Regions from separate parts of the Homo sapiens genome. Here region 2 is linked to region 1. A link is a contact called in ENCODE Hi-C data. All regions are on one chromosome and are shown on one strand. Each heading gives the region's core, a stretch centred on a gene start or an enhancer-like site at or near the end of the contact. The rest is flanking DNA. Distances are from core to core; before and after follow the strand shown.

Evidence for each region. Hi-C counts contacts between places; a loop is a spot of excess contacts on that map. Pooled maps may share reads with other maps.
Region 2: a loop to region 1 is called in a map of IMR-90, with 6 times the contacts of the local background. The contact joins the promoter of DLEU7-AS1 here to the enhancer-like site in region 1. A Hi-C loop is called at or near these places in 3 of 168 maps with a recorded cell type or tissue (CD4-positive, alpha-beta memory T cell, HepG2 and IMR-90) and 10 of 50 pooled maps.

The regions. Positions count from the first base shown.
Region 1 is chr13:49,855,851-49,862,586 of GRCh38, forward strand. No RefSeq gene overlaps it. Among named protein-coding and RNA genes, the nearest start is that of KPNA3, 67 kb to the left of the region's middle. Within about 2 kb of position 2,786, at least 10 of the 41 ENCODE cell types and tissues checked have a DNase peak (open chromatin) inside an H3K27ac peak, as active enhancers do; they include IMR-90, where a contact is called at or near this core.
Region 2 is chr13:50,804,855-50,811,590 of GRCh38, forward strand. It overlaps DLEU7-AS1 (DLEU7 antisense RNA 1), which reads left to right and starts at 3,001. Exons shown (of 5, transcript NR_046551.1): 1 at 3,001-3,132; 2 at 3,686-3,852. It also overlaps a transcript of DLEU7 not described here.

The DNA of each region.
Region 1 (6,736 bases), core at 1,536-4,035:
AGACAGAATAAATAAATTGTAGTAAATCCACGCAATGGAATGTTATTCAGCAGTCAACATGAATGAACTATAGCAATGAGGGGGTCTATCTGCAGACCCTGACCCAAACGATGGATGAATGAAGTACACTGACACACAGATATTCTGCTATGCCAGTCCAGCTGAGTGTCTGGGCCACTTACAGACTCCAAGCAGAGTGCTGTAAACAGTCACGACCATGGCCCTGACCAACTAGTGAGACTCGCATTTATTTAGTAAAGATGAATTGACAAAGGCTTGAGTCAACACCACCAGAGGGTAATTGACATTGTGGACTTCCTGTAGAAAGTAATTAAGCACCGGTGGTAGATCAAAGGTTAGTCTTAAACAACCTAGCTAGATACACTACTCTGCCTTCTTCCTTACCCACTTGAAGCTTTTTACTCAAGGTAAGGATTAGGTTGCCTTCAGCCATTGTCTTATCCTGAGACTTCTGTAAAAACCTTCAGGCCTTCCAAGAAAGTTTGTGTTTATTTTTATAACTATCTTTAATATTTTTCCCACCAGCCTGATTGAACTCCCACATAACAACACACAAAAATATGAGGAATCTTAACAATATAATAATAATAAATGAATCTAAAGAGTTTACATATTCTGCAATGCATTTTTAATAAAATTTATGACCAAGATAATAGTTCCTTTTTATGAATGCAAATACGTGCAATTCAACTATATGAAATGGAAGGCAAGGAAATTGTTTTTTTATTTTTTTGCAAACACTATGGTGACTTAAAGGCAAGGAAATTGTTAACATGGAATTCAGCAATATGGCTACCTTGAGTAGACAAAGGCAGAGGGACACGATGGGAAAAGCAACCATATGGTTAGATGTAGGTTGTTGTCAAGGTCTTAGTTTTTGCTTGAGATGGTGGGTTCATGAGTATTTATCTATGTCTACAGCTATGTTTATATGTATATTAACATAACAATATTTAATGGAGGAGGCCACTTAAGGACCACAGAGGAAAGTATGCCATAAATAGGATTAGAACTAATTCTTTTTTTTTTTTGTCTTGAGACAGAGTTTCACTCTTGTTGCCCAGGCTGGAGTGCAATGCCGCGATCTTGGCTCACTGTAACCTCCGCCTCCTGGGTTCAAGTGATTCTCCTGCCTCAGCCTCCCAAGTAGCTATGATTACTGGTGCCTGCCACCACACCCAGCTAATTTTTGTATTTTTAGTAGAGATGGGGTTTCACTATGTTGGCCAGGCTGGTCTTGAACTCCTGACCTCAGGTGATCCACCCGCCTTGGCCTCTCAAAGTGCTGGGATTACAGGTGTGTGCCAACGCATCTGGTAGATTAGAACTAATTCTAATCCAATCCTGTGCATCTGGGGCTAAACATCCCCCAAATTGTTGGGCTTTCCCAGATTTGTCCATGATTCTACAAACTGGTGCTTCTGGCTAATTCTGATTTTCACAAGGGTCTGGAAATTGGAATATTTTTTCCACGCTAACTCTATGACCTGCAGTGTGGCTAACCAATCTAGACCAAACATGCAGCTCTGGATTGTTCAGGATTTAGTGTGCCAATTTAGATAGAAAGCTCAATTAATTAAAATAAAGAAGCACAGAGACCAAAAGTTCATTGAGTTCAAGTAGAATCAGCTCAATGGGTGGGAAAAAGAAAAAAGAATCAGTTCCTATAAAAAAGGACAGCATAGTTGCTAGAACCCTCTAGAGATGTACAGATATTAGATAGTTTTGGCAGGAAGTGGTGGCCAAAATACATGAAACAACAACCTGAAAAAATAAGAGTTAATCAGGGATTACAGCAGGGATGAAAACAAACAAGCCAAAAAGCCACAGCAACAACAAAAACAGGTGGAAGATAACAGGAAAATCTAATCTTCACTGCCCATGGGCTGGAATGTAATGTTTTGGCTATGTTTTTCTTCTTCTTTTTTTTTTTTTTTTTTTTGAGACGGAGTTTCGCTCTGTCACCCAGGCTGGAGTGCAGTGGCGCGATCTTGGCTCACTGCAAGCTCCGCCTCCTGGGTTCACGCCATTCTCCTGCCTCAGCCTCCCGAGTAGCTGGGACTACAGGCGTCCGCCAACACGCCCGGCTAGTTTTTTGTATTTTTAGTAGAAATGGGATTTCACCGTGTTATCCAGGATGGTCTCGATCTCCTGACCTCGTGATCTGCCCACCTCGGCCCCCCAAAGTGCTGGGATTACAGGCGTGAGCCACCGCGCCCGGCCTTGGCTATGTTTTTCTTGGTAAACATCTCTACTATCTGCTTTTGAAATGATGGAGCTACCTTTCAGTTTTAAAAACAATATATTTCAGGCATCTCAAGTAATCCACAATCTGGAGGCAAAAGTCAAGACTGAGTTGACAGAGCACAAATCTGTTTCATTTGACTACATTAAAGAGGTTTGCATTCTTTCAAGGGCTTACTAGCGAGTTGTTCAGAAGCAGTACTGACACGGGGGCCTGGGATTGTTGAGGGATGCTTATGCACAGAGAGGAAGGTTTGCTAATCCAGGAGCACTGAATCATCATGATGTAAACTTGCAGGACTTCATGGCTTCAGTGATACATCATTGATCTTTAATTCCAGTCCACAGAACTTTTTTTTATGGTAAGGAAAAGGATATGGGAAGAAAAAAGTATTATAAGCATGTTTCTCATATTTCTTCCCTCTTTTACCCTATAAATAAAAGAGCAAAGGTATTACTGAGCAAATGTTCTCTTGAAAAACTTGATTTCTTCTTATGCTTGGAAATTTTGCTATAGAGATAGTCATTGCTACTGTTTACAGTAGACATTCCAACCCTGAAAACTAAACTCTGAAGTATTTACTATGCTTAGATAAATCACATATTTGTCCTCATGAGTACAGCCTGTTCAGGTTTGTACATACCATTGCGTAATTCCCTAAGAACTCTTTCCAATTTAAAAGGATGACTTTGGACACCTTTGTGGAAGTTGATAGGAAAGATTTTTGCTCTTTAAAATACTTGTTAAATAGGCCAGTTAAAAGTATGCTTTGTACTGAATTTTGCCTTTATCAGTAAAGGCTCCAAGAATGTTGATAAAATAAGAGAAAAAGAAATTGGGCTTTTCTCCTGCCAGAATTGGAAGGGAGAGACCCAAAACTAAGAACGGAAAATCTGTCATAATAATGGCAGAATCCTCAAAAGAAGATACACAAATAAATGCAGCTGAGGAACCTGGAGACTTCCCTGGTTTCTGTCCCTTGTGAGACTTCAAATCATAAAATACCCTAATATCTTTCTGTAATCTTCTGTCATGTTCTAAAATGTCTAAAATATTGAAACAGTCCTTATTATCAGAAAAAAGTAATCATGAACAGAGCCCAGAATATGGTATAAAACATTACCTTACTGTTCTCATCATGTCATTGTTCAGTCCTACCTCCAAACAATGTCCCATGAGAAAACCCAGAAGACATCTCCCTCACTAAAGCATTGAGAAATGCATTAATAAATGGAGCACCTGCAACCTCTTTCAAAGGAGAGCTCTGTGGTTGCTCTCTTCTATAGGGTAGGTGGAAAATATGCCATTGACATGGTCTCCCCAATTTCAATGATGGGATGATGGGATCTCAGAGTGGCATAGGTAGGGGTGGCACTGAATCTCCAAGGACAAAGTAAATGCATCCACTGTAAAGGGCAATCAGAATGCTTTGGCCTGCAGACATATTTGATGGTGGTTAAGTTATGGTGTTCTTAGGAATGAAATAGATGGGCAATCTACCATTGTATTGCTTGATCTGTAACAGAGGGAAAAATTCTAGGTCTGGTAGCTAAAAACCTGATGAGTCACTGCAGTGGACAGTCATGGCCTCTTGTGTTGAGATCTAAGTCAATTCACAGAGCCAAAGCTCCTTGATTAAAGAGGAGGCTGGGAGCCAGGCACAGTGGCCCATGCCATCCCAGTGAGTCAGGAGGCTGAAGCAAGAGGATTGATTGCTTGAAGCCAGGAGTTTGACCTCAGACCCTACGAAAAAATTAATCTAAAATGTCGGGGCGCGGTGGCCCATGCCTCTAATCCGAGCACTTTGGGAGGCACAGGTGGGCAGATCACAAGGTCAGGAGTTTAAGACCAGCCTGGCCAACATGGTGAAACCCTGTCTCTCTAAAAATACAAAAATTAGCTGGGGATGGTGGCATGTGCATGTAATCCCAGCCACTTGGGAGGCTGAGGCAGGATAATTGCTTGAACTGGGACCCGGGAGGCGGAGGTTGCAGTGAGCCAAGATTGCACCACTGCACTCCAGCCTGGGCTACAGAGGGAGACACCATCTCAAAAAAAAAAAAAAAAAAAAAAAATCTAAAATGGATCATAGATCTAAATGTAAACCTAGAATTATAAATCTACTAGAAAAAATATAGGACAAAATCTGTGGGACCCTGGCATAAGCAAAGTTTTCTTAAGTAGAACACAAAAGAAGATATAAAAGAAATAGATGGGGCTTGGCATGGTGGCTAACATGTGTAATCCCAGCACTTTGGGAGGCCAAGGTGGGCTGACCACCTGAGGTCAGGAATTCGAGACCAGCCTGGCCAACATGGTGAAACCCCATCTCTACTAAAAAAAAATTAGCCGGGCATGGTGGCACATGCCTGTAATTCCAGCTACTCAGGAGGCTGAGGCAGGAGAATTGCCTGAAGCTGGGAGGTGGAGGTTGCAGTGAGCCGAGATCACACCACTGAACTCCAGCCTGGGCCACAGAAGAAAATTCCATCTAAAAAAAAAAAAAAGAAAAAAAAGAAAAAGAAATAGGTAATCAGTTGGGCTTCATCAACATTTAAAACATTTCTCTTTGAAAGTCAGTTAAGAAAATGAAAGTCAGCTAGGTGTGGTGGCTTACGCCTATAATCCCAGCACTTTGGAAGGCCAAGGCAGGAGGATCACTTGAGCTCAGGATTTCGAGACCATCCTACGCAACAGAGCAAGACCCCACCTCTAGAAAAAATTTTAAAAATTAGCCAGGCAGGGTTGTGCGTGCCTATAGTCGTAGCTATTTGGAAGGCTGAGGTGGGAGGATCACTTGAGCAAAATCAAAACTGATTTTCATTAAATCTCAAAGTAATCTGTTGACTGAAAGAAACCAAACAAAGATATATATTGTATTATTTCACTTATATGAAATTCTTGAAAATAAAAACTAACTTATGTAGCTAGACTGCAGATCAGTGGTTGCCTGGGGACAGGTTAAAAAGTGCAATGAACTGCAGACAGGTATGAGAAAACCTTCAATGGCAATGGAAATGTTCAGCATCTTGTTTGTGGAGATGGTTTCATAGTTACATATGTTTACCAAAACTTATCAAATAGTGAACTTCAAATATATGCAGTTTATTATTCAAAATTATACTTCAATAAAGTTGTGAAAATGGGAGCGGGGAAGCAACAAATACTGGTGTGAGTCAACAGCATGAACCATATCACCTTTTCTCATTTTCCAGAAGTATGCTGAGTTCCTTGGTCAGCCAAAATAACCACCCTCTCGCCCATATGAGAGGATCTTCCTTGTCCATTTTCCCCCATAGTACCTGTCATTTTTTTTTTTTCTGCTGCTATAACAAAGGACCACAGATTGGGTCACTCATAAAGAAAAGAAGTTTAGGCCAGGCACAGTGGCTCACACCTGTAATCCCAGCACTCTGGGAGGCCGAGGAAGGATTGCTTGAGCCCAGAAGTTCAAGACCAGCCTGGGCAACATGATGAGACCCTGTCTCTACAAAAAATACAAAAATTAGCTGGGCATGGTGGTGTGTGCCCATAGTCTCAGCTACTTGGGAGGCTGAGGAGGGAGGATTGCTTGAGCCAGGGAGGTTGAGGCTGCAGTGAGCTGTGATTGTGCCACTGTACCCCAACCTGGGCAACAAAGCAAGACCCCATCTGAAAGAGAAAGAGAGAGAGAGGGGATAAAAAAGAGAAAGAAAGAAAAGAAAAGAAAAGAAAAGAAAAGCTTACTTGGTGTTGCGGGAAGTCAGGGACCCTGAATGGAGAGACTGACTGGAGCTACGGCAGAGGAACATAAATTGTGGAGATTTCTTCTTAATATGGACATTTATCAGTTCCCAAATAATACTATTATAATTTCTTATGTCTGTCTTTAATCTCTTTAAACTTTAATCTCTTAATCCTGTTATCTTGCTCACTGCAAGCTCTGCCTCCTGGGTTCACGCCATTCTCCTGCCTCAGCCTCCCGAGTAGCTGGGACTACAGGTGCTTGCCACCATGCCCAGCTAATTTTTTTCTTTTTGTATTTTTAGTAGAGACGGGGTTTCACTGTGTTAGCCAGGATGGTCTTGATCTCCCGGCCTCATGATCCACCTGCCTCGGCCTTCTGAAGTGCTGGGATTATAGGCATGAGCCACAGCGCCCGGCCTGATCAGAACATTTTTTAATGAAAGGATCTAGAAAGCAACTTGGAAGTGTAAATAGTCACCTTCATTTTCTCTAACTTGATCAAGACTAGTGGGTCCATGGCCCTGTGTTAGTTCATGCATTCATCTCAGACCCAAATGAAAGTTTCAACTCCCAAAATGCAGTTCCTTAGATGCTCGTCTGGACGTGATGACGTGCCCGCCATATAAGAAGGTGCAATCATAGGTATCACAGGTAGCCAGATAGAAGACATTTTTTTCTCCCAAAATTATTCCTTGGAGTGGGGAGTGATATGGGGGAAGAGCTCCCATCTTAAGGGGCACACAC
Region 2 (6,736 bases), core at 1,751-4,250, 950 kb after region 1:
TTAATATAGGAAGGATGATGATTGTATATATTTACTTTATAACCAAAGACCTAACTGAATTCCACTATTGTTCTAATATTTTTTTTCAGTTGGCTCACTTTTTATATAATAAAATTTTTACTTTTATAATCTACAAGCAATTATTATTTGTCTTTTTCTTTTCTAATTTGTATACATTTTCTTTCTCTCTTGTAAAACTGCATTGCTTAGGATGTCTAGATCAACGTCTATGAATAGTTGTGGTAGTAGACATTCTTGTCTTGTTCCTGACATTAATATAAATATTTCTGAGTTTCCTTATAGATTATAGCACTAGCTTTTAGATTGAGATTAGTATATTGCACTAGGTTAAGGAAGTATCTATTGCCATTTATTGACAGTTTTGTTTTGTTGTTTATTTGCTTGTTTAGTAAGAATGGATGTTGGAGTTTATCAAATGTCTCTCAGCATCTAGAAACATGATTTTTAATCTATTAGTGTGGTAGAAATATATTAATAGATTTCCTAATATTGAACCATCCTTGCATTCTAGAATAAATATAATTGCTCATGGTGTGTTAGTTTTTTAATGTGTAATTGGATTTTGTTTAATAATGCTTTATATTCATAATTTTTGTGTAATAATCCTAACAGTTATTGTTTTATTATTTTGATTTTCTTCTTCAAGAACACCAATTATGCATATGTTTGATTTTTTTATATATTTTGCATCTATCATATAACCCTTTTAAATATCTTTTTTATTTATTCTTTTTACTCATTTTTTTCTAATTCCGTCTTCCACATGTCTAGCTATGCTTTCAGCAATGCCCTGTCTTCTTTGTGCAGTTTCCTACCACTTCTCATTCAGCTTTATCGCCTTTCCTTTTTCTAGAAACCTCACCACTTTGAGGCCCAGGGAAGCACTCAGTCAAGCTGACACACCCTTATTGCTAGAGAACAAATATCAGCAAACTATAGCCCATTGGCTAGCTTTCTTTTTTGGGAAGTAAAGTTTTATTGGAATATAGATATGCCCATTTGTTTATTGTACATGGTTGCTTCAGCACTACAGTGGCAGAATTTGATAGTTATGGCAGAGACCATATGGCCCAGAAATTCTAAAATATTTACTATTTGGTTGTATAAGAAGTGGTTTGCTGCCCTCTATTGTAAAAACCTCCATTTACATTTCAGTATGTATCACTTAGAATTGTGCTTTTATGACTTTCTTGAAGCTCAGAATCCACAGGCATCTTCACTCTGGTACTTCCTATGTCCTATGCCACTAAGTCTTCTCTCTCTCTCATTTAAAAATCTCTGTTGTTTCCTAGTTTTACAAAGGATAAGCTTTGCATTACTGTTTTTCTTGATTCCCTTGATGTTTTGGTTGGTTTTTCTGAGATATGAATAAGAAAATACTCACTTAGCTCTGCATGTTAAAATTGGAAGTCCTCAGATAATATTCCAAGAAATTATTTTTTATTTTCATCTTTGGTTGGTTGTTTTTTGACCATTGGATAGAGATCTTAGCATACTAAATGTCTTTATCCTGAATATATAGAGATTTTCTCTCCTTAATTTAATGATTTTATGACTTCTGCAATTCTTTTAGTGATTATTTAGTTCTCAATGAAGAACATAAACACAACTTTTTAAAAAACATGTATTAGTAAGGAAAAATTTGTTTTATATTTTCTATTGCCCTAAATTCTGACTCATATTAGACAGCTCGGAGTAATATTTAATACTTGAAACTTCACAAGTAATTACAAATAAATAAATGCTATAAATATTAAAAAATAGGAGCAATCTCAACTTTATCCTCACATTTTTCTGCTAAGACTTATTTAGTTACATATTGGGCTTATTTTAAAATTTAACCAAAATTATTTGATCTTTAATTATGTTTTTACCTAGAAATGTATATTTAAAAATAAAGTGTAATTCCAGTTGTATTTATACTATTCAGAATTTCAGAAGTCTGTAATCCCAGCTACTCGGGAGGCTGAGGCAGGAGAATTGCTTGAGCCTGGGAAGTGGAGGTTGCAATGAGCAGAGATCGCACCATTGCACTCCAGCCTGGGTGACAGAGCTAGACTCACTGCACTCTAGCCTGGGTGACAGAGCTAGACTCCCTCTCAAAAAAAAAAAAAAAAAAAAAAGTCGGTCTGCTCCTCTGCCTTTTTTTTTCCTACTTTTAAGAGTAGTCTGCCTCCGCAAACTTTAGTAAAGAAGTACTAAAATTAAGTGTGTTAAATGGTGTTAAGATATATATAAAAATTAATTTTTAAAGAGAGTTTAGATTGTTATCTTTAAATTTTTTTATACATTTCATAAAACATAAGTATTTCCTAATCATTAATAGGTTTTAATGAGCTTTAGTAGATGAGCAGAAATATCAGAGATATAAAATGATACTATACCGGCTTCCTTAAGAAGCTTTCTATTATTTCTTAGAATCCTGCTTTATTCTCTTTCTTGAATTCATACATGGCATTTAAAAATCTCTTAAAGATGGTCATCAAAAACAAACAAATTTTTTAAAAGATGGTATTTGACATCTCCCCTCCCTCCTCCTGCTTCTCTCAAGCACCAGTTTCCAGGTACCACTGCCTATAAAGCCTTTTCCAAACACAAATTTAATCTTTGAGTGTTGAGGTTTTTTTGGTGTTTTTTTTTTTAAGGTAATGTATTATCCTATGCAATGATATTGAGCTTTTGACTGAGAAATTGTGAAATCAAAAGTAAAGTATAGGAATTCCTTAATGGACATTTCAAGAACTTTGAAAGGCTATTGTAAGGGGAAGAAAGAGGGAAAATCTGTTTCAGTAGGAGACCTTCTCACCTCTTTACTCATAAGCCAGCCCGGGCATCATATGACTTCATCAGACTGCAACTTACTGTTCTCCCCTTTGTGGGGAGTGTCAAATGCTATAATAGAGTTCTCCAGTCTGAGGTCAGCGAAAGCTTCTCAAAGGAGATGATGCCTGGCTAAAGGGACTTTCTTTCTGAGAAAGGGATCAGCATGTGCAAAGATGAAGAGGCATAAGGACTGACCAGTGGGTCACGGCAATGAGACATTTACTGCTGACCTCCAAGAGAAGACTTCCATTGAATGAGAGGAAGATCTACACTACTAATGATCAAACTGTGAGTGTTTTAGCTTTGTAGACTTATCAGGAACTTGGGAGATCAAGAAGACAGGATCAAACAGCAAATGGAGCTTTATCAGAAATGAAGAAAAGCATTTCTCCACAGTCCTAAGCTAAACCCTTTCTGCTAGTCCCAGTTCTTATATGTGCATCAAGGCAAAAAAACATTAATCAGAACAGGAATGTTTGATTGCTCATTCAAATTTGAAATAAGCAGCTTCCATTCTTCTAACCTTCCCTGGTGGGGCCATAACATTATCAATCAATATCAAGTCTGGCATATCATTGGCTATCACTATCCAGTGAGTATCTGAGGCAGCTGAAAGAAATTGGGGCATCCATGTAAGAATATTCATTTTCTATCATTATTTACTTAAATATGTAATATATCAAGATCTGTTAGACATATTTAAGTATATATACTTATATGAGGTTGGGGGTCCCTGCAAGAAGTACCAAGTGTTTCTAGAAGAAATGTACTTGAATATAATCGCTGTATAATCACTGTGAGAACAGAGTTCCATATCTGTCCTGTACATGCTTGTCTCTAGTACCTGGAGCAGTATCTGACACAGATATGTGTTGAGTGAATGGATGAATAAATAGATAGAAGGAAGATCCTCCAACTATGAAGTTTCTTCTTTTCTTCTGCTGCTGTTGAGTAGATGAGGGTGCCAAGAAATAAGACAGCAACACCAGGAAGAAGAACAAATTTGGGGTGAGTAGGGGTGGAAAGGATGACTGATTTATAAATTGGGTTTAGGAGCCAAGAGTTATGCTCTAGCAATTGGGTATAGTAGAAGATATTTAAATAAGAAATTGCTGATATTCTTGCAAACTGAGCTTTTCTGTAAAATCATGAGTTTAGAATTCTTTATTTCAGAAGGAAAAAAAAAAACTTAGAAAGGTCAGTTGGAACAAAAAGGGAAATTAAAAAGCCACAGAGAGAAACAACTATGGTGTCCTGGGGTACATTTAAAATAAGAAGGTACTTAAGCAAAATCATTGCGTTGAGGACATTTTCTTAAATAGGATCAATTACCAGTGTCCCAGTCAATTCCACATGTCAAGAAGCTTGTCTACCTACTTGACTGACCCAGGCCTAAAAATGATAATAGCAACTTGGTGGAGTTATCTAAAGTTTGACAACCTTTCCTCACCAACCGGCAGCCCCATAGGACATATTAATCACTGCAGTTTTTACCTTGTACCAGATATTTAGAAAGTAAAACCGAAGAAATTTATTTCCATGTGTTTTGGTTGAAAAAAAGAGACGTTTCACTCAATCTATTCCAGAAAATATAGCCACTTTGGGACTGAACATTTCTTTCCATCTTAGCCCAAAGGCAATCACATTAGGGACGTTGTATGCAATTGGGGTGATAAAAATTGAGCTGTGGTCTAACCTATTGCATAATTTTCATTCTAAAATTACTTGACGCCGGACATAATGGCCCCATCAGTCAACCTATCATCTGGCTAGTTAAATGAAGTAAAATAACCTCAGCTGGTCTCAGAGGAGTGAGAATTCAACTGCCTGAGGGGTTGAGATTTCCTGAGAGTTTGTTCTGGATCTCTGTTGGGTCAGCCAGCATGCAATCTTACCTTCTGTCTCCACGGAAAAGCCCATTCAGGCCAAGGGAGAAGCTGCTTTAGATGAAGGCTGTAACCCAAGATGGAAACACTTAACCAGGCCAAAAACACTTTTTTCTTTTTGGTGGATCCAGTGCACAATGATTGTTCCTAATTAGGAGGTCTGACTTGAAAAGTTCTCCCCAAATGCCAGGAGAAAGTTCTCCTTAAGTGTCTTTGCAAAAAAGATACAGTGGGACAGAAAGTCAGTATTGATTTAAGGAACACAGCTGCATAAACAATGTTCATTCACCACAAGAAGAAAATTTATAGTATTTGTCAGGGAAAAGTAAACACGTTAGGGACTCTGTTTGTGACACAGTGTCACACATGATCCTTTGAGCCAGCAGGGACAAGAACAGATCAACAACAGAAGCAGCTTTCTCATGATGCTTGGGGTAGCACTTTTTTTTTTTTAACCTAACCCATTTTCTGCTTCATATTTTAAGAGGACATTACATTCAGACCATTGATACGTCTGTGGATGTTGGGGAAAGAGAGGAAACTATAGTGATGAGTCCTCTACCATCCTCATTCTCTATACTTTCCGGAAAAGAAATTCTGGAAAAAAAAAAAAAAAAAGCTAAAAAGCTAAATTCTCTTAAGAATTTCAGTGGTTGTAGGCATTCACTCCTGAAGCTATTTTTCCCCCAGGTTTGGGATTTGGCCCAGCCTTACAGAAATGTTTTCCAGACTTTAAATTTCATGGAGAGTTAAAATTGGTTTTAAACCCAATACAGAGTTTCCATCTTTTAATTTTACAAAGAAAGGTCATCTAAACAAAACAATATGTTTCTACCATCTATTATTACCTTTGCTTTCTATAAGATATGAATGTTTTAATACCAAAAGGGAAAGGCAAGAAAAGCAAGGATAAAAGCCTCAAAATAAAGGATAAAGCCCAATCCTTCTCATTTAGCTATTGAAAGTTGAAGACTATATCAGTAAGTGGCCCTGGTCCACAGACGGGCATTTGGAAATCACCGCATTAGGGGAAAGGCCACCGGGAATGTCTTGTGCCAAGGGCTGTAGAACACAGAGGTGTTTTGTTGTGTGTGGTTCATGCAGAGCTGTCATACCCATAGCTGTTCATCATACCCGTATCTCAGCAATCTATAAGTGTTGTTAAAGGGGCCTTGGGAGGAATTCAACTGTTGTGAATTTTTTAGTTTATTTTAAAGTTTGGCAAAATTTATATTATACATCCCTGGATTCTTAAATCTTTAAAGCCCAGTGGAATTTCAAAGAGCTTAATGATGTTTTCCTTTTAATGATCTTGACCCCAGAAATTCATTTTTAAAAGTAGTGTTACAGAGATAGAAAGTGTTCTGAACATTTTCAGGATAACCTGTGGTACCAGTGAACATACACAGACTTCCTAGGGGTTCCATGCAGGAAAGTGTGTATGTGTGTGCTTGTATGGGTATGCATGTGTGTGCCTGCATCTGTTTGCATGTGTGTGCATGCGTGGCAGCTGGAAGCACCTACCAGGGAGAGCCCTACTTTTGCTTGTCAGGGCCCCAGAAAACTGCAACTTATTGCTCTGACTTAAATTGGCAAACTATAAAGGTCACTTTTGGTCCTTTTTAGAAAACATCTAACCAGAAAAGGGAAGTGCAAATTAGAACAGTTTAGGCAGAAACTGAAAGTTAAGAACCGAGGGAAGGCCTTTAGAAAGAGAAGTAACCAGAGAGGTGAGAGGAAGAACACCAAGAAGAAGGAGTGCTCATATATGCCAGACTTCTTACAAGGAGTCCTCAGGCCTCCAGCAATCCATGGCTTTACTGAGAGCTTTCTCCTCTATATAGCACTCCTATCTATTAAATAGACATGCGTAAAATTGGCTAAAACCTCCTGTCCCAGAAAGGATTGTGATGATGGGCATTTCTGAGAGGGAAGTCTGCTCACCTGTGAAACGTTCCTGGCAGAACTTCTGTGGCTCAGTCCAGGAAGAAAATGGACCCATCAAA